Linked DNA regions of Mus musculus: regions 2 and 3 are each linked to region 1. Evidence: chromatin loops called from intact Hi-C (ENCODE). Cell type or tissue: left cerebral cortex. All regions are shown on one strand. Links, peaks and the distances in the headings refer to the core of each region. The heading gives the core; the rest is flanking DNA.

Region 1 (5,064 bases), core at 1,065-5,064:
GTTGCCTCTTCCTGTCTTCCTTGGACTCTCAGCAGAAAGAGGCTCTCAAGTTCTTGATATGAGGGTGAGTTCCCACTGCTCAGTGCCTGGTGTGAGGGAGAGTTCCCACTGTCCAGTGCCTGGTGTGAGGGTGAGTTCCCACTGCTCAGTGCCTGGTGTGAGGGTGAGTTCCCACTGCTCAGTGCCTGGTGTGAGGGAGAGTTCCCACTGCTCAGTGCCTGGTGTGAGGGAGAGTTCCCACTGTCCAGTGCCTGGTGTGAGGGTGAGAGTTCCCACTGCTCAGTGCCTGGTGTGAGGGTGAGTTCCCACTGCTCAGTGCCTGGTGTGAGGGTGAGTTCCCACTGTCCAGTGCCTGGTGTGAGGGTGAGTTCCCACTGCTCAGTGCCTGGTGTGAGGGAGAGTTCCCACTGCTCAGTGCCTGGTGTGAGGGAGAGTTCCCACTGTCCAGTGCCTGGTGTGCGGGTGAGTTCCCACTGTCCAGTGCCTGGTGTGAGGGTGAGAGTTCCCACTGCTCAGTGCCTGGTGTGAGGGTGAGTTCCCACTGTTCAGTGCCTGGTGTGAGGGAGAGTTCCCACTGCTCAGTGCCTGGTGTGAGGGTGAGTTCCCACTGCTCAGTGCCTGGTGTGAGGGAGAGTTCCCACTGTCCAGTGCCTGGTGTGAGGGTGAGTTCCCACTGTCCAGTGCCTGGTGTGAGGAAGTGTTCCCACTGTCCAGTGCCTGGTGTGAGGGAGAGTTCCCACTGTCCAGTGCCTGGTGTGAGGGTGAGTTCCCACTGTCCAGTGCCTGGTGTGAGGGAGAGTTCCCACTGCTCAGTGCCTGGTGTGAGGGTGAGTTCCCACTGCTCAGTGCCTGGTGTGAGGGAGAGTTCCCACTGTCCAGTGCCTGGTGTGAGGGAGAGTTCTCATTGTCCAGTGCCAGGCTGCTTTGATGACTGAGTCAATGAACGAATGGATGAACAAATTAATGTGTTTGTTTGTTTGTTTGCTTGTTTTTTAACTCTGTCTTGGTGGTAGGGGAGGGGATTGCACAGAAGGCCAGGATCCAGAGGCTGTGTGGCCTGGAACCTTCAGGGGCTCCTTTCCGAGGGGTCTTCCCCCCTCCCCCCAGGCACTCCACTTAAGGGACATGGAGGCCAGCAGTGTGGCCTTCCATCCCACATGTGCTCACTGAGCCTCCAAACCTGGCCCTCACCTGGGGATAGGTGCCTCACAGGGATTGGGCCCTGGCCTGTGTCTTGCAGAGAAGAGTGAGTACGGGTGTCTTGCCTAGTACCGACCATGCCATTTCTCATGGCAGTAGCTGAGCCTGTAGGTAGGGGGTGTGATGGCTGTAGAGGAGATGATATGTGAAGAAACCTTGAGTAGATGCTACAAACACAGGGACTCACAGAGTAGGGAGACGAGGGTTATTCTGTCAGGCCTGGCAGCTCAGCTTTGCCTGGTATGTAGTCACAGTGTAGATCTACAAGAATAGAACTGGGGTTGGGCATTGTGGCACACACCTATCGTCTCAGTGCTCAGGAACCTGAGGGAGGAGGACTGATGTAAGTTCAGGCTAGCCTGGGCTACGTAGTAAGTTTAGGGCTAGTTCAAGGCCAGAGCCAAAGAGGCACATAGCAAAATCCAGGGTCAAAACATGAAAGCCACTAACAGCGAGAGAATAGACTTTGAGTTCATGGCATAAGCAGGTCTGGGTATTTCAGTTTTCAGCTTTCAAGGCTTTTGTCTTTCAGGATTGTAGTCTCTGGGATTTAGGCTTTAGATTTTGTTCTGTTGGAATTCTGCCTTTGAAATTATAACATTCAGGATTCGAACCAGCATAGTGTGGAAGCTCACAGAGCGACACTGTTGGCCATGTTCCCCGGGTTGCTGCGCCTCTCACCTGTGACCTTCTGTTCCAGGTCTGAGCCTAGCCCTGGGCCTCTGCTGACAGAAGCCATGGCAGAGGGTTACGATGCCGCACTGTCTGTAGCTGAGTGGCTGCGGGCACTTCACCTGGAGCAGTACACGGCACTCTTTGAGCAGCACGGACTGGTGTGGGCCACCGAGTGCCAAGGCCTCAGCGATGCTGGCCTGCTAGACATGGGCATGCACCTCCCCGGCCACCGCCGCCGCATCCTGGCTGGTCTTCACCGCGCCCATGCACCCCCAGTCCCTCTGCCTCGCCCCGCCCCACGGCCCGTGCCGATGAAGCGACACATCTTCCGTTCACCACCTGTGCCCGTCACTCCACCAGAGCCGCCGCCCACAGCTGGAGAGGATGAGGGTCTGCCTGCCGCTCCACCTATCCCACCCCGCAGGAGCTGCCTCCCACCTGCCTGCTTCACTCCGACATCCACAGCCGCCCCAGATCCTGTGCTGCCCCCACTGCCTGCCAAGAGACACTTGGTAGAACCCAGCGTTCCTCCTGTCCCTCCTCGAACCGGACCCCCCTACCCACAGGCCAGGTGAGTGACATCACGGCTGGTGGGTGGAAAGACCTAGAATGCAGAGGAACCAGGGTTGGAGGAATGACCCTGACTGCTGGTGGGGACACAGGTTTAGAGAGAAGAGAGCAGGGCCAGGCCAGGGCAGAGTTGGGTAAGGGGCAGACGGGAGGATAGCCAGGACTTAAGGATACCTAGATATGTGTAGAAAGAGCAGGGGAGCCACCAGGGTCGCGAGTGTCTATCCCAGCAATAGGGGGGACCCAAATCCCAGGACCTGTCTGAGCGGCAGCCTGCTTAACCTGCTTACTGTCGGTCCTCTTCAGAATTCCTTCTCCTCTCTCCAGCTAGTCTCCTCCTTGCTTCCCCGAACTTTTCCCACTTTCTATGGACACTCCACTACTCATTCCTCCCAGCTCTCGGCTGTTTGCTCTGGTGCCAGCCAGAGAAGCGTCTAAAGTCAGGCTCCTTTGGAGTTTTGAAGGGATGTGCTGTCAGAGGTCTCTTGTCCTTGTCACTGCTGGACGGTGTTGGTGAATTTCATTGATGTCTGCAGCAAGCCTTCTGTGGAAGGTGGGAATTGTGTTCTGATTTCTAGCTGGGAACCTGAGGCTTGGGAAGGACTAGCTGGATCCATGCAGGCGTGTGGGAGTGATGGGAGGTGGGGGCAGGGTGCACTTTTGTGGAGAAAACCTGTGAGGTTTTGTCCATCTAGAGAGTAGCATTGAGTCAGAGGATCTTCTAGCCCAAGCCAGGTCTGAAATTATGAGATGTAATTGATGGAAGAAATCACAAGATGTTTTTTGTTTCCTGGATCCTTGGGACCCTGTTTCCACAGTATAGATTCATGGTTCTTAGTGCTATTGTACCCTCTAGTGGCCATTCTCCTGAGTGCAGAAGAGAGAGAGAGAGAGAGAGAGAGAGAGAGAGAGAGAGAGAGAGAGAAGACTCAGAGTTGCTGGAATTCAAGATACCCTGGATTTACCATGCCACATCCCTTTTCTCCTGCCTTCTCCTAACCCAGGGTGTAGATTTTGATTTTTTTTTAACCTTAATTTTAAATGTTTTAACCTCCTTTCAAGTCCACCATCCACCAGAGGTAATAGAAAAGAAAGGTTATTAGTATATGGGAGCAGTGGACCTGTTTAGAAATTCTTTTTTGGAGCAAATCTCATTTGAATTGTTAGGATACCAGTAGTTCAGGTCACAGAGATCATCAGTGGCAGCTCGATCGACTCCTGAGCATTTTACAAGTTTACTAGCAGTCTAGTTGGTAGTGTCAGGTTAGCAAACAGGAATCAGTAGCGGTGGCAGGACCTAGCAGTGACAGCCGGGTCTCAGCTGAATTGGCATGAGTCAGCAGGAGGGACCAGGACCATCAGAGAAGGCAGGGGCATTTTTTTTTTCAAGACAGGGTTTCTCTGTATAGCCCTGGCTGTCCTGGAACTCACTTTGTAGACCAGGCTGACCTTGAACTCAGAAATCTGACTACCTCTGCCTCCCAAGTGCTGGGATTAAAGGCATGCGCCACCACTGCTCCGCCAGGAGAAATTCTTGGCTGTGCCTTTCTCAGTGAAGCAGAGATCAAGAAGCCCCTGTCTCTGTCCGTTGGGTCCTTTTTATACTCCCCCCAAAAGTCATGCGTCTTCCACGGGTCTTGTCTCAGCGTGTGAGTCTGTCTTAGCAAAACTTCACGTGAGTCTGTATCTGCTGACGTCACTCTGTCAATTGTCCTGCGTCTGTGGAAGTGGCAAGAAGCCGTGGGAACCTCTCGAGAAGTTTTTTTGGTGTGTTTCTCTCTATGGAATCATGACAAACAAAGTCCAACAATGCGATGTAAGGTGGATGAATACACGCGTGTGGTTATTGAAGAATCCTTCATCGTGCACCGTTTCACGTCCTTGCTTTAGCAGAACGTCTTTTTACCTGTGTCTGCCTCAGGAAAACACTCTTTCACATGTTTGCCCCAGCAAAACACCATCTGACACAACTGACTTTCCAAAGAAACCATTAAGTTTCCACTTCACCAGGGTAACCCTCCAGCGATGTTTTAGGAAGGGAGAGGCCTTTAGAAGAAGACAATGGGAAGAATTCAGCTGAGATAAAATTTTAGACTATAGACCAAGGTCTATAAGCAAATCAGGAAAAGAAAACAAGAATGGGGTTTCCACCCTCTGTCTTCTGCCCTCTGCCCCCCAGGACCTGATGTCCTCTGGCCTCTGCCCTCTGCCCTCAGGACCTGATGCCCTCTCTAACTTATCTGGGCCCTCTGTGGGTCTCCTGACACTTGTACTTATTCAGGAAACTCTTAGGGTAAATAAAAATCTTATCCGAAGCCCTGAGTCCCAGGATACAAGGTTCCACTCTCACAGTCTGAATGCAGGTACTTGGCCAGGATATGGGGAGTCAAGGCCTCTAAGACATCGGGTTCTTCAGTAGTCATGGGGCTGGGGGGATTATAAAATGGTGTAATACTTGCAAGAAATCTCTGTGCATTCTTCATGGTTTTTTTTTTTTTTTTTGCTTTGGTGTTTGTTTGTTTGTTTGTTTGTTTTTCTGTGCTTTAGGATCAAGCTCAGGGCTATGCCTATGCTAGGCAAGTTCTCCACCACTGCTCTGTGTTTCCAGCCCCATCTCTT
Region 2 (5,064 bases), core at 756-4,755, 450 kb before region 1:
TTTGTCCTCATAATTCCTCAGAAACTCCATCTTATAGAGCAGGAAGCCGAGGCTCACAGCTGAGGTCCAATGTTAAATATTAACACATTAACATTGTTAAAAATCACCCAGTGAGGAGCAAGGCAGAGATGGCCACCAGGCACTCAGACTCTGGGACCAGAAAAGGGAGCAAATCCTGGGGCCTGCAGCTCTGACCCAGAGCGGGCTTTGGCTTGGCTTTGCCTTCCAAACTTTGCTCAGCCATCTCAGGCAAGGCTGGTGAGAAGAGTCAGAGTCAGAGAGAGGAGGCCACAGATCTGCAGGCTGGTCCCTGCCTTTCCTCACCAACCCCAAATGCCCAAGCTCCTGAGGCATGTGGTCTCCTGTCTACAGCTTTGTCCTCTGCTCCATGGCTGAATCCCAGAATCTCAGACTCATATCCTAGTATCTTACACCCAAAGGGAGACATTAAGATTGCTTTTTAAAAAAATTATTAAGCCGGGCATGGTGGTGCACGCCTTTAATCCCAAGCACTTGGGAGGCAGAGGCAGGAGGATTTCTGAGTTCGAGGCCAGCCTGGTCTACAGAGTGAGTTCCAGGACAGCCAGGGCTACACAGAGAAACCCTGTCTCAAAAAACCAACCCCCCCCCCAAAAAATTACATGTATGTATTTGTGTACGTGTGTCCATGCATGTCACATAGCGCCTATATAGGTCAGAGGATAGCTTGTAGAAGTTGGTTCTCTCCCACACCGTGAGTTCTAGAGACCAAGCACAGCTTGTTGGGCTTAGTGGCTCGCACCTTTACCTGCCGAGCTAGCTTGCGAGCTTGGCAGAACTAACATTTCTTGAGCATTATTAGGCAGCAATATGACATTGGGGTGGACCTTGCCCCATCCGGTACGCTGCGGCAATTTCTAAGTGCTTGTTTTAATTCCAACCACATACTAACTTCAGGATGAAACAGATCTCTAGCACGTAGTTCCCACTTTCTCATCTGTCCCCCAGCTCCCAGCTCTGCCCTTGGTGAAGACAGTCTGGCCCAATCATGGCTTCTCCCAAGGCTCCCACTTTCCCCAGCTCTGAGCTCTTCAGCAAACTTCCCTTCTTGGGAGATGCTTCACTTCGATGTCTAGTCAACAAACCTCAGGCAAGCCGCCTCTAGAGGCCAAGCCTATTCCCAAAGGACTCAATGACATATTTGTCCCTGCCCTTCCAGGTCTGGGCTCAGCCTTCCTCTGGGCCCCATGCGCCTCAGACACTGAGATCCTTGCCAAAAGCTCCTGGATGCAAACCTTCCCTGTGTGTCCCCACTGGCCATCAAGGGTTCACTGTTGACTGCTTCACAGGAGAAGACAAAGAAACACGGAAAGAAATGAAGGTTGAATTAAATGCAGCGGGCCTGAGACATCCCCAGGACCAGCTCCTATAGGGGACCTTGGTGAATATGATGTCTTACAAGGCAGGAGGGACTCTGCAAGTGCCACTAAGGGTCCTGAGTCACCCAGGTGGAAGGTCTGGGTGAGGGAGTGGTGGCGATGCTATGTTGCCAGCTCTGAGACTGAGTTAGAGGCCACACCGAGGAGCACTGGCACCCACCCATGACTAGCAAAGGCAAGGGAACTTATTTTCCTCTAAACCCAAGAAGGAAACAGCCCTTCTAGCACCTACATTTCAGCTCCATGAATCCCATATCAGGCTTCCAACCTCAGGAACTATGAAATGCTGTTTGAAGCCACTGACCTGTGATAATCTGTTACTGCAGCAACACACCATGCCTAGCAGCCTCCGTTTGTCTGTCCCACCTCAAGTCCCTCTGCAGCCACCTCAGCCTCTCCATGCCCAGGGATGGTTTTAAAAGTCTGCTGATCTGGGCTGGAGAGACAGGTCAATGGTTATGCACACTCGTTGCTCTTGCGGAAGACCTGGATTCAGTTCCCAGTACCCACATGATGACTCACAACCATTCACAACTTCAGTTCCAGGGCATCTAACACCTTCTTCTGCCTTCTTTGGGCATCAGGCATGCACACGGTGCATATACTTACATACATGGAGGCAAAACACTCATACACATAAACACTTAAAATACATAACAAGAAGTCTGTGTTTCCCACCCTGAGCTGGAAGTCCTAATGTCCTGTGCACAGAAGCCTCACTATTTGGGATACAGGCCTCAGAGAGCACCATGGCCTGTCCCACAAGGGGAAGCAGCTAGAGAGTGGAGCAGAGGCCTCAGCAGTGTGTGGCCCAGCCTGACAGCACTTCCTGGTCTTCAGGAGATGTTCTTGCCCATCACAGCTGCGGCAGCCCCAGCATCCCTGGAAAGCTTAATCGTGGGGCTCAAGGTCACGAAGGCACTCGTGGCTCCAAGGGTATGGGACTCCAAGGGTAAGGCCCATAGGAAGGACATGGTGAGAGGCGGCTGCATCCCTGGTCTCCTAACTCCTTGGGCAGACCTCCCCGCAGTCTGCCAGATAACCCAGTGAGGCCCTACACTACAGATCACCCCAGCGAACCCTACAGCTCCTGGAGAGCCATCTGGGAGTTTAAACAGCCTGCATGTCACGAACTGGGGCTCAGAGTCCAGCAGCCTGGCACTGTCTTTCAGCCTTTGTCCACTCCTAGGAGGCCTCCGAGGCCTGAGAAGTGGTGGGGTATCAGGTCCTGTGGGGGAAGGCATCCTCTCTGACTAGCTTGTGCTTTCCAGAGGACCCGGGGCCCCCATTTCAGGGCCTGCCAGCAAGGCGCCAGGCTTCCTGGGCACATTTCCCAATGAGTGTGCCAGGGTTACAAGTCTTTCTGGGAAACACAGGCTCCCCCTTCCCCCGGACTGCCACCACCATCTCTGCCAACTTGACTCACTGGGAATTCTGAGGCCAATGTATGACCTGGAGGCAGGACACCTAGGGCCACATTACTTGTGAGCCATGGAGCCCTGGGCAAAACTCTTCTGGCTTTGAGCCTGCTTCTTCACCCAGCTTGGGATTAGATGGGAGGGCCAGGGCTGTAGTGGTTGGCAAAAGCTCCCCGTTCCAGAGACACAAGTTGGTGCTGGGGAGGGGTCACAGTGGCTGCAGTGCATGTCACACACCTGCCTGCCGTACATGGTGCTACCACCCGAGTCACTGGGGCCCGAGGTGCCCTCTTAGCCTCTGAGTTAAGTCCCTGTAGGGCAGCAGTTTGTCATCTTGCCCTCCTCAGTGGTTCCTCTCATACCTCACAAGCTGCTGGAGTAGCTTCTACTCTGGAGCCTCCCAGGGATGGACAAAGGCGGAAGGGTAGTGCCAGGATGCTGAGCTCTGAGCCCCAGTTCATGACATGCCAGCCTTCTGAACACCCAGATGGCCCTCCAGAAGCTGTAGGGCTCTCTACTATTTTTTTCCTCTTTGAAACAGTGTCTTATTACACAGCCCTGTCTAGCCTGGAACTTGCTATGCAGACCAGGCTACTCGCAAACTCAGAAGCCCCTGCCTTCTGAGTGCTGGGATAAAAGGCATGTGCCACCACTACTACATCGAGCAGACAGTAGCGCCTTGTTCTCTTACGTACTAGATGTCTAGACTCCTGGGCTTCAGTTGAAACACCCCCTCCACATCTCTGCCTAGCCCCGGGCTGGCATCATTGCTTACTTCTGTGGCCTTCTGACTGGTTTCAGGGCTTCCATGCTTGACCCTGCTATCTAGCTCCACACAGCATCTTGGGTCATTATCTTACTCCGAGCCCTCTGACGCTGACTAGCTAGTTCTCACTTCAGATAGACGCCAAGTCTTCCCAATGGCTTACAAGATCTATCCTCACTACCCAGCGTCCATTCCTCGGGACCTTTGCTGTGTTCCTTTCTTTCCACAGTCTGCTTCCCTGCCAACCCTGGACCCCAAGAAAGCTACCTGACTTCCTCCCCCATTTCTTTTGGACTTCAGATGTTACCACCTCCGCTCACAGGCCTCTCTAGACCCCATGATCTAAAATAGTACCCCAGTCTGTTATCTTCAACTTGTTTACCCTGTTTTATTTTTCTCCCCCGAACCTTCTGTTCTCTGACAGTGTCCTCCTTTGGAGATATGTGTCCTTACCAATCTGGAAGGGCCATAAAAGCAGGCCTCTGTTTTGGGAACTGTTGCTTTTTCTACACTAGAATGGTGCCTGACTCAGCGACCGGGTGCTTGGGATATTATATATAGTGCATAGATGCTAAATCCAAACTTCTATTGCAACAACTTGTCCGGAAAAGCCTCCTCCTGGCCTCTTGCTCATGCCATGCCCTCCTTCTAGAACCTGTCCTTCTCCCAGGATCCAAGGCCTGCATGCAAACTGCTTCTTCACTTCACCAGCTTCCTCTACCAGCCAGCAGACAGCCATCCTAAACTTCTTCTAGATTCTCAGCCGAGAGCACCTCTGTTCCCAGGCTGCCTGGGGATGGCTCCATCCCACTGCAGTAGCAATCAGCCGGGGAGGAAGGAAAGCAGGGGGGACAAGTCCCTAACACTGGCAGAGGGGGCTGGGGACAGGATTAGCTGCAGCGTCTCAGATCCAGCTGTTTCCAGAAATGTCGGGCTGGAAAATGTCACACTCAACTCTGGTCCCTCCCCCACCTCTTCCCCGCTGGGTGGGCTCTCATTCCTGGAGAGCAACCTTTCTCCTCCAATACCACAGGGTCCTAGGAAAGAAGGGGGGCAGGGAATAAACCCTGAAAAGGACAACCCTTTTGCCTGTCCTCCCCCATCCCACCCTCCTGCTGGGTGACAAGACTTTAATTATAGATATTTGGTACTACTCAGAATTCCAAAAGTCCTTATCACCTCATCCCCTCCCCACGGAAGCAGTTTCCATGGGGGGTGGGGAGGAATCACAGTAAAGAGCCAAGGAGGGGCAGGAGGAAAACTTGTCTCCACAAGTCCCCGCCAAGGGGGAGCCAGCCAGACAAAAGTGGTGGGAAGGGCTGCCGCCCAGCCCCGCAGAACGCAGGGGCATCTGGGCAGGCTGAGGTGGGTGCCAGGGCTGCTGTTGAGTGGGAGAGGAACAAGGCCAGAGGTTCTAGGGCTTGGGTCCAGCTCTGCCTGGCCTTGTGGTGTGACCTTGGGC
Region 3 (5,064 bases), core at 756-4,755, 64 kb before region 1:
TGTTCATTGCCCTCCACATTTGTCCTTAGCCTGAACTGGCTGAAAAGGAGGAGGGAGTTGGATAAAACTGATGGTATTCACTAGTACCTAACGCAGGACATGGCCCCACAGTCACCCCCAATGACTTAGCCCCACAGATCTTCACCCAGAGGGTAGCTCTTGCTTGCATGGTCATTAGCTTGGTGTGCTGAAGCTGCCTGTGGACCATCGGGAAGATCTTGATGTAGACCAACCGCACTGTATGTAGGACATACTCACTCACGAGGACCACATTTGGGAAGAGACACATCATGAAATGGAGTTTTCACCACAGGCCTTAGTCATACTCTTTTCACTTTCTACCCCAGGGATAAAATCCATTTAAAGCCAAAGAAATGCACAGACCCACAGGACAGCAATGAGCCCTTGGAAGAGCTCAGGATCCAGGGACCAGTTACCTAACGGGGTGGGCTGCTACAGTGGCTCTGCCAGAGACCCCAGAAAGTGGTTGGCAGGTGTCTGCAGCACACTGCACGTGCCTGCTTCAGTGTACATGGCATGCTGCCCACCATCAACACAATGGCAACACAAAAACACAGATCTTGCCTCACAGCAACTAAATGAGAGTTTATTCTGGAGCCAAATACCAGTGTAATGGACCAGAGAACACAGAGAAGGTTACCCCAAATTCCATGCTCCAAAGGAGTAACAGTACGGAATTTTTACAGTAGCGGAACAAAATGACCAGCCAAGGCACTGTTCTGATGTGTTAGTAGAAACTTCGGGTAGGCAGGTTACAGCAAAGGAGAGCAATACCTGCTATAGGCCTCAGGCTATCTGATGGCAGTTCTTGGCTGAAGGTGAAAGCTATGCATATGTTTATACATTCCAAAGAGGACTGTGCCTGATAGCCACAAGGGTGTCAGGTCAAATGCAAATGTGGGCAATAAATGGCTATTTAGAGGGTTAAAGGCAGTTCAAGATAATTTAACTCTAGGCCTGCAACATTCCACTTACCCATGATCATTTAAGTTTTTATCAGTTAGTCAGCTTGTTAGAATGTTTAACATAGTTTCGGCTTTTTTATTTTAATTTCTGGAATTTTGATTCAAAGCATCAGGCAGCCCTGGCACAAAGGACAGCATACCCCATGTTTTTGGCTGCATATTCCAGTAACCCCGGTCACCTATCCCAGCCTAAGCCAACTGAGTCTGGTGGTCCTGTGAGATTTAAGCAAGACAGTTTGAAAGGCTCATAAGTCTGCACTGCCAAGTGGACCCAGAGTCTTGCTTCCTTGAAAACAATAAAATTAAGATAGACATAACATAGTGGTTTTTAGCCTGTGGGCTGCAACCCCCTTAGGGGTCACACAACTATTTCACAGGGATCACCCAAGACCTTCAGAAAACATAGATATGTACATTACAATTCATAACAGTAGCAAAACTACAGTTACAAAGTAGCAATGAGGGCTGGAGAGATTGCTCTGCAGTTAAGAGAACTGACTGCTCTTCCAGAGGTCCTGAGTTCAATTCCCAGCAACCACATGGTGGCTCACAACCATCTGTAATGGGATCTGATGCCCTCTTTTGGTATGTCTTAAGACAGTAATGAAAATAACTTTTGGTTGAGGGTCACCACAACATAAGGAAGTGTATTAAAGGGTTGCAGCATTAGGAAGGTTGAGGACTACTGATGGACCACCTTTAGAAGCCCTTCAAGTGGATCTCTGTACCCAAGTTCACTCAGTGGCTCAGATCCCACAGACAAAACTCTCCACTTTGTTCATATCATTTCCAATAGCAAAGTTACAGATAGCCTACGATTCCAGAAAACAAGCCTGCTGGGTTGGTAAGAAATAAATTGTTACTCAAAGCAGGAGGTCATTATAACATTTTAATAGCTGCAGTATATCCTTGGGAAAATATTATTTCCTGTTAATTTTACAGCTGGCTTTTTCTGTGCCTGTTATTCCAGCCTAATAAACAGTAGGGAAGATTTTTACAATCCAACCTAATTTTTAGGTTGCAAGGGACAAACAATGGAGGAAGTGAGTAGGCAGGAAGAAACTGAACCGTGAGCCTCACAAAGCAAGGCGAGACCATTATGTTGAAGACAACAGATTTAAATTATGAAACTGTCCAACAAAGTAGCCCTAGACACAAAGTAGCCCTAGACACAATGTAGCCCTAGACACAAAGTAGCCCTAGACACAAAGTAGCCCTAGACACAAAGTAGCCCTAAGACACAAAGTAGCCCTAGACACAAAGTAGCCATTTGCATGAGTTAAAACTAGTTTCATTTAAAATGGCATTCATTTAGGGTGTTATGTGTCATTTGTATCAAATTCAGGGCCTTTGTCATTTGTATCAAATCTAGGCAAACACTTTACCACTGAGGTTCTACTATGAAGTCCAGTCTGACCTCAGACTCATGTCCCTCCCATCTCCAACTCCTGGAACACCAAGGCCGCCTACAATTTTTACTTCTTACATGGCATTTAGCCATGTGTCAAGTCGTCACACAGTTACAACGGTATTGGACTATGAAGGTAGTGAACATTTTTATTATTGCTTAATTAAGTTGGACATACTGGCGCAGACCTGTAATCGCAGCACTTGGGACACACACACACACACACACACACACACGCACACGCAGCTTGGATTTGACAGCAGGACATAAGGCGATCTGAGTGTTGACTAGCGGAGGAGCAATTGCAGACAACTTAGTGTTCTTTCTAAAATACAAGCTAGCTACTGTGTCATTTATGCGTCCTTAGAACCAACCAGCCCTAGTTTAGAGCCCAGGCTCCACCTCCTCACCGCCCGGACCCGCTGCGGAAGACCTCCTCTGTCTCCAAACTCCAACTCCCAATATGCCCTTCTGCGACCTCACTCTCCGACTTTCCGGAAATGTAGTTTTTACTAGGGCAAAGCACAGCGCCCAAGCCTCTGCCTTCCGCCCCTCTGGCGCTTAGTGCGGCCACTGTAAGTGGTCGAATGCGGCAGCCTCTCTGCCCTTCGCTGCTCTGAGGCTGTGGAGACGCCTACATCCGAGGGAAAGCCCTAGGGGGCCGCAGTGGCAGAGTGGCCACAACCACTAGGGGGCTACAAGGCAGCTAAGTCTATCAGGAGCTCGGGGCGTGCTCGCTGGAAAGCGCACGCGCAAATACGAGCCTCGCTGCCTCGGTAAACAGCAAAAAGGCGCCTGCGCGATGAGGTCCTCGAGTTGGACGCGCGGGGGCGCCGGAGCAAAGATAACAGTAACGTGTAGTAACGGATCTGTCCACTCATCTTTCCACGAACCTTTTATTGTTTGCAAATCACAGTCCCCCCCCCCCCCGTTGCCTTGACCCTCACACCGGATTTACAAAGAGAATTAAGGACCAGAGTAGGATTTCAGAGCTATAGCCCAGCCTCCACTTTTGACTTGCTGTGTGACTTGTGTAAATTGCTTCCTTGGGAACCTAAGCTTTCTCATTTATAGATGGAATGAGCTTGTTGGAAAGATCAAATGAGACCCAAGGATGAAAATGAAACCCCCAAGCAGTCTGTAAAGGCAGACGATTATTACAGTTAGTTGATTGCAGGCTGAGAGACCCATTTCCTCTTTTTTGCAAATTGCAAGCCTGAAGGCACCAAATAGGTCCAGGGCTAGCCCAAGTCACTATGTGAACTGGGGCTAGAACCCAGCTTTTTTTGCCTTTGAGCCTGGAGCTCTTCTTCACACCGAAAAGACTAGCTTTTATTGGGTGTACATTTAGTAAGCCCGCTTGAAAAGGTGAGTCACTATTCCACTTCTGACCCAACTAGGCATGAGGGAGGCCTGGCTACTCAGAGTTGACCAACAGTCTCAGGAAGCAAAGGAGGATCTGAACATCCAGGAAAGAAAAAAGAAAAAAAGAACAGTGTAGACCGACGGTTCTCAACACGTGGGGTGCAACCCCATTGAGGTTGCATGTCAGATATCCTGCATATCAGATATTTATATTATGATTCATAACAGTAACAAAATTATAGCTCTGAAGTAGCAATGGAATACTTGTTATGGTTGGGGTTCACCACAATATGAGGAACTGTATTAAAGGGTTGCAGCATTAGGATGGTTGAGACCCACTGGTGTAGCTGGAGCTGTGTAAACCCTGCTTCTCAAAGTAGTATCCCAAGTACGGCAGATAAGGTGCATCACCAAGGGAAATGGACTCGAAATGGACAGGAATGGGGAGGGCCCCTGACTGGGGTGTACTGGTGTGTAAGCTGTGATCACGTTGGTTGGGGCCAGCAGCAACTAGCAATGGTAGTGGAGCTGGCCTGGTTGATGACAGGAAATATTTCACACTGAAATGAGGCTTTAAGAACCTCTGGGACATGTAGAGGAATAAGGTGGCACCATGGACACACAGGGCACACACATGATCAAGCAGCTGTCCGCTAGGGAAGTACACTTTTCTATGTCTCTCTGCCTTGCAGCAGGAAGCTTTCTGCATCTGTTTTTGGAGCATTCTAAGAGGCTCTGAGGGTAAACAGATGAGGGAAAATCTGGGAGTCACTGAGGTCTGGATGCATACGGGGCCACCTTGGGTAACTCAGGAAAGGTAGGTACATGTAGAAACAGAAATCCAACATCTGAGTTACCTTGGGTAACTCAGGAAAAGTGGGTACGTATAAAAACAAAAATCCAAGCTCTGTCCCACCCACCTCCAAATGTCTAGTCCTGTGGCCCCCACTGATTGATTTTTCAGCCAGGAAACCAAAGCTAAAGGCAAAGGAAGGCTGGGGATGCAGCTCAATTGGTAGAATCCGTTCCTAATGTGTACGGAGCCCTGGATTCAGTCCCCAGCACTGCATAAACTGAATATGGTGGCATATTTTCATAATCCCAGTACTTAGGAGCTAGAGAGAGGAAGATTAGAAACCCAAGGTCAGCCTCAGCTACACAGCAAGTTTGAGGACTACCTGGCATGTGACACATAAGACCCCCTCACAAAAAGCATGAGTGGGTGGAGATTGTGTCTCTCTGTCTCGCTGTCTCTCCCTCCCTCTCTCTTTCTCCCTGCCCCCCATTTCTTTCTTTCTTTTCCTT

What was found. Hi-C counts contacts between places; a loop is a spot of excess contacts. Peaks named below come from ENCODE experiments on the same cell type or tissue, not always from the same donor. Only the 100,000 strongest peaks of a DNase experiment are listed, where the experiment ranks them.
Region 2: a loop joins it to region 1, with 2.3 times the contacts of the local background. A loop is called at or near these places in 2 of 42 quality-filtered maps.
Region 3: it touches region 1 in a loop (8-fold over the local background); 30 of 42 quality-filtered maps call a loop at or near these places.

Annotation. Positions count from the first base shown.
Region 1 is chr7:101,371,056-101,376,119 of GRCm38, forward strand. Arap1 (ArfGAP with RhoGAP domain, ankyrin repeat and PH domain 1) reads left to right here. Exons shown (of 34, transcript NM_001040111.1): 3 at 1,901-2,446. The coding sequence starts at 1,938. Among named protein-coding and RNA genes, the nearest start is that of Gm35219, 19 kb to the left of the region's middle. In left cerebral cortex, for the core only: a CTCF peak has its summit at 3,293 (motif pointing left); a DNase peak (open chromatin) is centred at 3,283.
Region 2 is chr7:100,920,307-100,925,370 of GRCm38, forward strand. All of the region lies in intron 1 of Arhgef17 (Rho guanine nucleotide exchange factor (GEF) 17), which reads right to left. Among named protein-coding and RNA genes, the nearest start is that of Arhgef17, 9.3 kb to the right of the region's middle. In left cerebral cortex, for the core only: no CTCF peak of the experiment used is centred there; DNase peaks (open chromatin) are centred at 2,739 and 4,063; H3K27ac peaks cover 2,568 bases.
Region 3 is chr7:101,307,712-101,312,775 of GRCm38, forward strand. No RefSeq gene overlaps it. Among named protein-coding and RNA genes, the nearest start is that of Atg16l2, 8.2 kb to the left of the region's middle. In left cerebral cortex, for the core only: a CTCF peak has its summit at 3,098 (motif pointing right); DNase peaks (open chromatin) are centred at 2,872, 3,147 and 3,604; H3K4me3 peaks cover 1,106 bases; H3K27ac peaks cover 1,380 bases.